Regions from separate parts of the Homo sapiens genome. Here region 2 is linked to region 1. Evidence: chromatin contacts called from ENCODE POLR2A ChIA-PET data. All regions are on one chromosome and are shown on one strand. The core of a region is the stretch at or near the end of the contact, and the rest is flanking DNA. Distances in the headings are between cores, read along the strand shown.

The links. ChIA-PET counts read pairs that join two places held with the same protein, here RNA polymerase II (POLR2A).
Region 2: POLR2A ChIA-PET joins it to region 1 with 10 read pairs in IMR-90. The contact joins the promoter of PMM1 here to the promoter of FAM83F in region 1. POLR2A ChIA-PET finds 5 or more read pairs at or near these places in 2 of 52 experiments (Caco-2 and IMR-90).

The regions. Positions count from the first base shown.
Region 1 is chr22:39,992,315-39,997,385 of GRCh38, reverse strand. It overlaps FAM83F (family with sequence similarity 83 member F), which reads right to left and starts at 2,432. Exons shown (of 5, transcript NM_138435.4): 1 at 1,855-2,432. The coding sequence starts at 2,343. It overlaps LOC124905155, which reads right to left. Exons shown (of 2, transcript XM_047441700.1): 2 at 2,618-3,038. The coding sequence ends at 2,618. RefSeq lists a silencer at 2,390-2,509 and an enhancer at 2,084-2,717.
Region 2 is chr22:41,587,476-41,592,546 of GRCh38, reverse strand. PMM1 (phosphomannomutase 1) reads left to right here and starts at 2,707. Exons shown (of 8, transcript NM_002676.3): 1 at 2,707-2,828. The coding sequence starts at 2,742. RefSeq lists a silencer at 2,359-2,508 and an enhancer at 2,903-3,582.

The DNA.
Region 1 (5,071 bases), core at 1,183-3,682:
AGAGTCAAAAATACCTCACTATGCAGGAAAGAGTCCTGTCATCCCACATGGGACTAGATGCCTCAGTGGCCAGAAGCCCAGTCTCCCCCTTCTAGTAACAGGGGTACACCACCTGCACTCCAGGTTGTGACCAGGCTAGCTTCATTCAAACCCCTTGCTTAATCGGACTGCACCATTATTTCAGACACTGGGGCAGTGTAGCACAGTGGTTAAGAGCAAGGGCTTTGGAGTTTGGGTCCTGGCTCAGCCACTTACTAGCTATGGAAACTCTGGCAAGAAACTTCTGAATCCTGATGTCTTTTTCTCCAAAAATAAGGAAAACACATATTCACCCGGTTGTTGTGAAAAGCTAATGAGAAAATGCAGGTGAGTCATTAACACAGTGGATGGCACATATTAAATGCTAAATAAATAGAGGCTTTGTTAGTATGACATCATGAGACTTGACCCCTAACCCCAGCTGCAGCCTGTATTGCCGCCTACATCCTTTTTCCCTCTTCTGTGTCCAATCTTGCCTTTTTCTTCTGCAGAACACAATATACAAAGAAAACTCAGTCAGACAGGGAGGAATTATAGAGAGGGAGGGTAGAAATGTGCGCAGTGGAAAGTTAACCCTTCCTTCTGGTAGCCAATGTAGCCAACTATCTAGATCACCCCAACTACCTAAATCACCCCTTCCAGGAAGATGAGCCTGAGCACTGGTCTTTCTAGCTCTATTTTCCCTCCTCAGGCCTCTTCAGCCTCGAGGGGAACCAGGACTCCAACCTCACTCACTGAGTGGAATTTGAGTGGTGAACCCAAGCCACTCCTGTTGTATTATTCTGAATTGGGCACCAAAAGCTGCTGCTGTTTCTTAACAAATCTCAGTGTAGGGCAGCCAGAGTTAGCAAATAAAAGTACAAAACGTTCCCATTCAATTTGAATTTCAGATACACAACGAAGAATTTTTCAGTATCAGTACGTCTCATGTCATGTTTGGGATAAGCTGATACTAAAAAGTTATGTGTTGTTTATTGAAAGTTCAAATGTAGTGGGGCATCCTACATTTGATCTGGAAGCTGCCCAGGACTCCCACCCAAAGGCATAAAGATTAAAGTCTTCCACCTGTTCCACAGTGGACTGGCCTCACCAGCCACCCTGGAAACAGCCCCTCCTTCCAACTCTCAAGCAGGACACATATGCTAAGTAGGAGCCCTTTCCTGAGCTGCCGAGTCAGGTGACCTGCTGTGCCAAGGCGCCCAGCACAGGGCCAGGCACACAGTAGGTCCTCAATATACCCCGTCCCCCATTCATTCCAGGCAGCTGGGGCCTAGTACCCGGCCCAGGAGAGGCTGTGACTGTGAGGGCGCCAGCTCAGCTTTGACTATGGGAGGAGAGGGGTGGTCCAAGGAGCAGCATGGCAGAGGTGGGACCGGGAAGGTCACCGCCACCCACTCCCTGAAGTTGTTTTGACGATCACATGAGAAAGCGGCTCGGGATATGTTCTGGGCAGCACGTAGGTTATCATCAAGACCTTTGAGTGGTGCATTTTAACCACAGGGCCTCGGCCCCCAGTCTTCCCTGGGGAGGAAGGCTGGACAGGGAAGTTTCAGAAGTACAGAGCAGAGCCAGTGCCTCTGAACGCTGGAATACCGACGGCTGACATCTGTCCAGCACCTTGTAATTTGCCAAACACGTTCCCAGCCATTCGCTCTACAGGCCTCACTGCAGCCCCAGGAAGTAGGGGCGGGTTGGGGCCCATTTTCCAGAGGGTGCTCAGGGCGGCCTGCCCCGGGCCCTGCCTGGGAGGTGGGGCCCGGTCCAGGGGACTGGGGCCGAGGTCCCAGCGGTGTGGGGGCGAAGGCGGGGGCCTACCTTCTGGGCCTGTTGGATCATCTGCCTGACCACCTGCTTGAGGTGCGGCGCCTTCTCGTCCTTGGGCGGGTGGGTGAAGAGCGTGACCCGGCTCACGCCGCGGTAGAAACCAGTGTCCGTCCAGCCCAGGTCCAGAGGAGGCACCTCGGTGTCGGAACGGTCGGGCCAGTAGGCCAGGGACTCGCCGGACTCAGCCGGCGCCGGCGCGGGGGCCTTGGCCTTGGCCTTGCTCTTGCCCCGGGCGTTGGCGGCGGGGACGGCGTCCTCGTAGGGGCTCCAGGCGGCCCGCAGGGCCTGGCGCTCCGGGCTGGAGAGGAAGTCCCGCAGCTGCTCCTCCTTGAGCCGCTCGCGGTAGGCCTGCTCGCCGCCGCCCAGCAGCGCCTCCAGCGCGGCCCGCCGCCGCTCGCAGTAGTAGAAGGCGGCCTGCGCCTCGGTCACCTTCTCGTTCACGTGCGCCTCGTCCAGGCAGTTCAGCTGGGACTCGGCCATGGCGCCCCGGCCCCGGCCCCGGCCCTGGCCCCGGCCCCGCCGCGGTCCGAGGTCCCACAGCCGCACCTGGAGCCGCCGAGGGGCGGGGCGCCTCACCTGGCCGCGAGCTCTGCCCCGGCCCGTCCCGCCCCGCCCCGCCGTCGGGGAGCGGCCAATCCGCGCGGGCGTGGCCGTCGGGCGGGGAGGGGCCGCCGCCTCCGCCGGGCTCGCCGGGACCTCCGGGCGGCCTGGCGGACGCGGTCGGGCCCGGGCCTGCAGGGCCCACCAGCCGGGGCTAGAGTCCCTGAGGGGACGCCCCCAGGGGGCGGGGCCGTCGCAGACCCACGTGCGGGCTCCGGCCCCGACTCCTCCGCGGGGTAAAGGTTCGCTGTCCGGCCCTCGCTGCCATCCGCCCCCGCCGGCCGCGTCGCGGGTACGAGTTCATTTTCCGCGCACGTGGAGTCCGGAGCACGTGTTCTGGCCCAGTGGCCTCTGGGGCCGCCGAGCTGACCCCTTCCCCGTCGAGGGTCCGGTGTTGGTGGGGGGGCCTGCTGCAGGACGGGATTGTGACGGCTGAGGAGCGGGCAGGGGGTGTGCAAAAGCGAAATGCTAATGAGAGCTCGAGCTCCCCACCCTTGCGTCCCAGTTCTGAGATCAGAGCCCTTCTGGGCTGGGAGTCCAACACCTTCACTGTAAAACTTTCTTTTAAAAAATAGCTATCCAAACAGAAATGATGTAAAGAGCAGCAGTGGAATTCCCCCCGCCCCCACCTTAATTTGAAGTAGGGTGTGTGGTGTCTCTCCGTGTGTGTTTGGGCAAGATAGGCTGCCAGAGACATGATTACTATATTAGTGATTCAAAATGTATGTTTGAGCTCAAGGAAGGAAACCGCACGTGCGTGCACACCACACACACGCACACACACAGCAGCGGTGGCAGCAGCTCTGCTGTTTCCCATCGGATTAAATACAATCGTCTTAGTCATTAACATATTATGTTGTTCATGCACTGCTCTACAATTTGATTCTCCACATTCAAAATATTTTCAGATCATAACAACTAAAGGTTCACATTTCTCTCACTTTATAGCGCAGCATCTCAGAGCTGGAAGGAGCTTTTCAAGCTCCTCCAACCCCCTCATTTTACAGTTGAAGAAATTGAGGCCTAGCAACGTGTGCGTTGCCCAGGTCTCCCGTGAAAGAGGCAGAGCACGGGGACTGCAAGGTTTTCTGTCTTGGAGGTCTTTCGCTGACATCACGGCCGCCTTTACCCTTTCTCCTTTTCTTGTGAAACGACAGGTTATTGGGGACCTGGTTTTCACCCCAGGGGATTTGAAAAGGTCACTTACCATTTCTAGGCCTTCCTTTCATGCTCTGGAAAAAATGAGAGTTAGATTTTCAAATGTCTGCACATTATTGTTATTATTATTTTTTTTTTTACAATAATCAGTTCTGGCATCCTGTGTCAGCCCAAAGATTGGGAGTGGTGAGCAGCAAGGTGTCCATCACCTCACTTGTCCTTTACCCCTCTTGGGAACTGGAAAGCTTCACTCCTGGTAATGCTCCACTCTTAAGTACATATAGACAGATTGTGTCCTTAGATGGGAGAGCACTTAGTTTATTACGACTTGACGCCCTACAAGATGCCAGACTCAATAGTCTGGAGACACACAGGAGCTCAGGGCAGTGGGAGAGACAGACAAACACAGAAGAGGATAGGAGTAATGAGAGTGGTTTCTTTGGGCTTTTTTTGTTTATTTTGTTTTGTTTTACTTTGTTTTGTTTGAGACGGAGTCTCACTCTGTCGACCAGGTTACAGTGCCGTGGTGCAATCTTGGCTCACTGCAACCTCTGCCCCCTGGGTTCAAGCGATTCTCCTGCCTCAGCCTCCGAGTAGCTGGGGTTACAGGCACCTGCCACCGTGCCCGGCTAATTTTTGTATTTTTAGTAGAGTTAGGGTTTCACCATTTGGCCAGGCTGGTCTTGAACTCTTGACCTTGTGATCCACTCACCTTGGCCTCCCAAAGTGCTGGGATTACAGGCATGGCCCAATAGTGTTTTAATAAACACAGTCAGAAATGCTTTGGGAGCAAATGGGCTCAACAAACATTTACTCAATGCCTACCATGTGCCTGGTACACAGTTTGCACCCAGTGTACATTTCTTAAAGAATTTGAGCCAAGAGAAAGGTATGTGGAGGGAGCTTATGGGAATATGAAGGAAGGAGCAATCTGCCCAGTGGGAACTGGGTAAGAAGGGCTTTGTCCAGCAAGAAGGGATTTCAAGTGGAGCCTAAAAGGAGGAGAAGAATTCAAGGTGGAGAGAGGGAATGAAGACATTATAGGTGGAGGGACTTAAAACTGAGTTTAGTCAGAACATTATGCTGGCATCAGGCTTATGTGGACTCAGTCACTTCAAGATGCCTTTCAGAGCCTTAGTCTCCTCATCTGCAAAATGGGATAATAATGCTTAACTCTCCTGACCTCCCACGTTGGTGTAGGGATTAAACGAGAACACTTCTTTGACTTAATTAGTACTCGTGTATCCCTGGTAGAAAGTGGTTTACAATAGTGCTTCCAAAATTTTCCTGTGCAGCCAGGGGGCTTGTTAAAATGTAGATTCTGATTCAGTAGGTCTGGGGTGAGGCCCGAGACTCTGCATTTCTAGCAAGCCCCCAGGTAATGCTAGGAGTGCTGGTCCACTGACCAAACTTTGCATGGCAAGGATATCAGAGATGGTAAATAACAGCA
Region 2 (5,071 bases), core at 1,458-3,957, 1.6 Mb before region 1:
TGGAGTGCAGTGGTGTGATCTCGGCTCACTGCAAGCTCCGCCTCCCGGGTTCAAGGGATTCTCCTGCCTCAGCCTCCCGAGTCGCTGGGACTACAGGTGCCGCCACTACGCCTGGCTAATTTTTTGTATTTTTAGTAGAGACGGGGTTTCACCACGTTAGCCAGGATGGTCTCGATCTCTTGACCTTGTGGTCTGCCTGCCTTGGCCTCCCAAAGTGCTGGGATTACAGGCGTGAGCTACCGCGCTCAGCCTCTTTTCCTATTTTCTAAAAGTTGAATTGCTGACTCATATGATCTGCATCTTTTTTTTTTTTTTTCTTGAGACAGGGTCTCACTACTGTTACCCAGGCTGGAGTGCAGTGGGAAGATCTGGTTCGTTGCAGCCTCAGCTTCCTGGTGATTCTCCTACTTTAGCCTCCTGAGGGACCACAGGTGCCTGCCACCATGCCTGGCTAATGTTTTGTATTTTTAGTAGAGACAGCATTTTGCCATGTTGCCCAGGCTGATCTTGACCTCCTGGGTTCAAACAATCCACCCACCTTGGCCTCCCAAAGTGCTGGAATTACAGGTGTGAGCCACCGCATCCAGCTCTACAGTTATTTTTTATTTATTTAGTTAGTTAGTTAGTTAGTTAGTTTGTTTGTTTGAGGTGTAGTCTCCCTCTGTCTCCCAGGCTGGAGCGCAGTGGCATCATCTCGGCTCACTGCAACCACCGCCTTCCAGGTTCAAGTGATTCTTCCGCCTCAGCCTCCCAAGTAGCTGGGATTACAGGCTCCTGCCACCATGCCCGGCTAATTTTTGTATTTTTAGTAGAGACGGACTTTCCCCATGTTGGCCAGGCTGGTCTCAAACTCATGACCTCAGGTGATCTGCCCATCCCGGCCTCCCAAAGTGTTGGGATTACAGGCGTGAGCCACCGCGCCCAGCCTGTTACTTATTTTCATGTGAAAAGCAAACCTACAAAGCAGGTGGTGTTCATCCCATTTTATAGGTGAAGACACAAAGCCTCTGAGAGGTGAAGTGACTTGTCCAAGGTCCCATAGTGGTGGAGCTGGGAAGGCAACCTGGAAGTGACTCCAAAGTCAACGCAATGGTTAAATAATTGTGAATCGAATCTGGGAAGGTTGGCTGGGAACGGTGGCTCATGCCTGTATTCCCAGCACTTTGGGAGGCTGAGGCAGGCAGATCACCTGAGGCCAGGAGTTCGAGACCAGCCTGGCTAACATGGTGAAAATACAAAATTACTACTAAAAATAAAAAATTAGCCGAGCGTGGTAGTGGGTACAAAATAATCCCAGCTACTCGGGAGGCAGAGGTTGTGGTGAGCTGAAATCGTGCCATTGCACTCCAGCCTGGGCAACAAGAGCAAAACTCCGTCTCAGAAAAAAAAAAAAAATTAGCCGGGCGTGGTGGCGCACTTCTGTAGTTTCAGCTACTCAGGAGGCTGAGGCAGGAGAATCACTTGAACCTGGGAGGCGGAGGTTGCAGTGAGCCGAGATCATGCCACTGCACTCCAACCTGAGTAACAGAGTGAGACCCAGTCTCAAAAAATAAATAAATAAATAAATAAATCGCCCTGTGTCAAAAATAAAATAAAATAAACATAAAAGTAAGTAAAAATACAAAAATTAGGTGGGCATGGTGGCACACGCCTGCAGTCCCAGCTACTCGGGAGGCTGAGGCATGAGAACCGCTTGAACCTGGGAGGTGGAGGTTGCAGTGGGCAGAGATCCCGCCACTGCACTCCAGCCTGGGCAGAGCGAGACTCTGTCTCAAAAAAAAAAAAAAAAAAGAAGAATCTGGGAAGGTCTCCAAGCAGGTAGACCCTGAGAGCTGGGTCTTATGTGTGGACAGAAGGAATAAGGCTCGGGGAAGGCAATTTGGCAAAGTCCAAAGCCTGAACAAAGGCCTTCAGGAGATTTCTTTTCTTTTCTTTTCTTTCCTTTTTTTTTTTTTTTTTTTTTTTTGAGGCTGGAGTGCAATGGCGCGATCTCGGCTCACCGCAACCTCTGGCTTCTTTGGAATCAAGCGATTCTCCTGCCTCAGCCTCCTGAGTAGCTGAGATTACAGGCATGCGCCACCACGCCTGGCTAATTTTGTATTTTTAGTAGAGACGAGGTTTCTCCATGTTGGTCAGGCTGGTCTCGAACTCCCGACCTCCGGTGATCCGCCCGCCTCGACGTCCCAAACTGCTGGGATTACAGGCGTGAACCACCGCGCCCGGCTCAGGAGATTTCCTACAGCTCAAAATTTGTAAGGCAAAGAGATGGCCACAAACCTTGTGAGAGTGGATGGGGAGCGACCTCGGCTCTCTTAGTCCCGCCTGGCCCACTAGACACTGCACTGCATGGTAGAGGCCCCGCCCGACCCAGCCCCTTAATCGGCCTGTTGCAATCACTATCAACCCGCCAATTCTGGCCCCGCCCCTGTCTTCCGGGTTCACCCTCTCACTTCCTGCGGGTCCCAGGCTCAGGCCCCTCCTCCGCCTTGTTTGGAGCAATCCAATCGAACCTGGAGGGCTCCGCTCCGCCCTATGCCGCGCTCCCCTCCTCCACGAGCAATGAGAATCAGCTCAGGCCCCGCCCCCGCTTCCGCCCGCCTAGACCACGCCCCTTCTTCATTTGGCCAATCAGGCAGTCCACTGGCCCCCGCCCCCTAATGCCCCGCCCCGTCAGCACTTATCCCTGAGCTGCTTCTGCCGTTGCATCTTCGGGACTCCGCCCCGCGCGCGGACCTGCAGCCATGGCAGTCACCGCCCAGGCAGCCCGCAGGAAGGAGCGCGTCCTCTGCCTGTTTGACGTGGACGGGACCCTCACGCCGGCTCGCCAGGTAGGACCCTGAAGATTGGAAGCTCCCACCGGGAGTGTCACGCGGACACCCCCGAGGCTGAGTGTGGGGTCTGCAGCAGCGTGACCGTGGACACCCGGGGACCGAGTGTGGGATGCGGCGGTACCCGGCCCCCTGACATCCGGGGCCACCCACCGGGAGTGAGGGGACCTGGCCCTCACGTCACTGACCCCGCAGCGTCCTTGCCTGTGTTCTGCTTGGGAGTGCTGGGGTTGGATCCAGTACTGGAGGGAGGAGGCTGCGAGCAGGGGCCTAGCTCCCTCCCTCCCCGGAGGCTGTCACACGCCGCTAAGGCCTGGCTCACGGACGCCCCCGCCTCCTGAGCTGGGGATCCCACCCTAGTTCAGCCCTACGACACACCAGTGGTCGGAGCTGGCTTCTGAACCGGGGTTCCAGGCACACAAGCACACAGCCAAGCGTCAGTCATCATCTGGTGGGAGACAGGGCGTCTCGGAGTCTTCCCACCCCGACCTTTGCAGGCCTGGGACTGGGTCTAGTTTCTGAAGCCCCATCACCCACTTTACCTTCCACCCCCAGTCGTGGAGCAGAGAGGGCTTCTTTTCAAATTCGTTTATGAGCTCTACCCACCCGGATGTGAGAGGCTCCAGGCCTAGCCTGTTTGCTGTGAGGACACTGAGGAATAGTGAGGGTAAGAGTCTAGTTTTCTTCTAAAGACTCTCGCTGTGTTGAGCCTCTTACCTCTGCTCAGTTTTTCTCCCATTGGGTCTCATTGTGAGTGAGTCCCCAAAAGCCCCCTCACCAGCTGGATGCATCAGTAAGCAGGCTTCATTCATGCCCTCCCTGTGGGTAACCCACCCTCCAGTCTGGGGGCCTCAAGGACCAACCAACAGGTCTCCTAGCGTGGGGGAGCAGTGGGATGGGCTTTACTGGGCAGTGGCTGATGGGAACCCAGGTCTTAGCCTCCTCTCTTAGGTCCCGAATGCCCCTCCCCATCCTCTGTGGTGAAGTTGCCCTGGCTTGGGCCCTGGAGGCCTTCCTGCAGGGGTGGATCCGGGAGGAAGATAGCAGGACTGGAGCAAAGGTGGGCCATTTGCTTGTGGGTCACGCCTGTAATCCCAGCACTTTGGGAGGCCATGGTGGGCAGATCACCTGAGGTCAGGAATTCTAGATCAGTCTGGCTAACATGGTGAAACCCCGTCTCTACTAAAAATACAAAAATTAGGCTGGGTTCAGTGGCTCACGCCTGTAATCCCAGCACTTTGGGAGGCCGAGGCAGACAGATCACGATGTCAGGAGTTTAAGACCAGCCTGACCAATATCGTGAAACCCTATCTCTACTAAAAATACAAAAAATTAGCCAGGCGTGGTGGCATGCACCTGTAATCCTAGCTAGTCGGGAGGCTGAGGCAGGAGAATCACTTGAACCCGAGAGGCAGAAGTTGCAGTGAGCCGAGAATGTGCCATTGCACTACAGCCTGGGCGACAGAGGGAGACTCAGTCTCAAAACAAAACAAAACAAAAAGTAGATGGGCGTGGTGTCGTGTGCCTGTAGTCCCAGCTACTGGGGAGGCAGAGGCAGGAGAATCGATTGAACCCAGGAGGTGGAGGTTGCAGTGAGCCAAGATTGTGCCATTGCACTCCAGCCTGGGCAACAAGAGTGAAACTCCGTCTCAAACAAACAAATAAATGAATAAAAGAACTGGAACAAAAGTGGCAGGGCCTAGGCACAGTTCTGACTCCTCCCTCTGACCTTTTGCTCCACAAACATAACAACCTGAATAAGAACAGCCTATTAATTTGTCTACGGGCCAGCCTCTGTGCTTAGTGCCTTTTGAAAGTTAATTTTTAATCGTACACATTTTCATGAGCACACTCTCCTGGTAAAGAATGGAAACGTAACAGAGAAGGGTAAAGTCCACTCTGACCGCACTTGGGGAGCCTGGCCGGCTCCCCAAGTTAATGTGGTTACTGTGGTGTGGCTTCCCTCCAGGCCTTTATCTGGATCTATTTGCCCAGAGCAAATATTAAGCATTGTTTTGTGAGGCTATTTTTGTTATTGTTCTTTGGCTCCTCAAAAATCAACTTGATTGTGATGCTATTTTGTTGTTGTTGTTGTTAGAGACCGGGGTCTCACTCTGTCACTCAGTCTGGAGTGCAGTGGCGCTATCACAGCTCACTGCAGCCTCGAACTCCTGGGCTCAAGTGATTCTCCCGCCTCAGCTTCTGGAGTAGCTGGTAGCTGGGACTACAGGCAAGTGCCACCA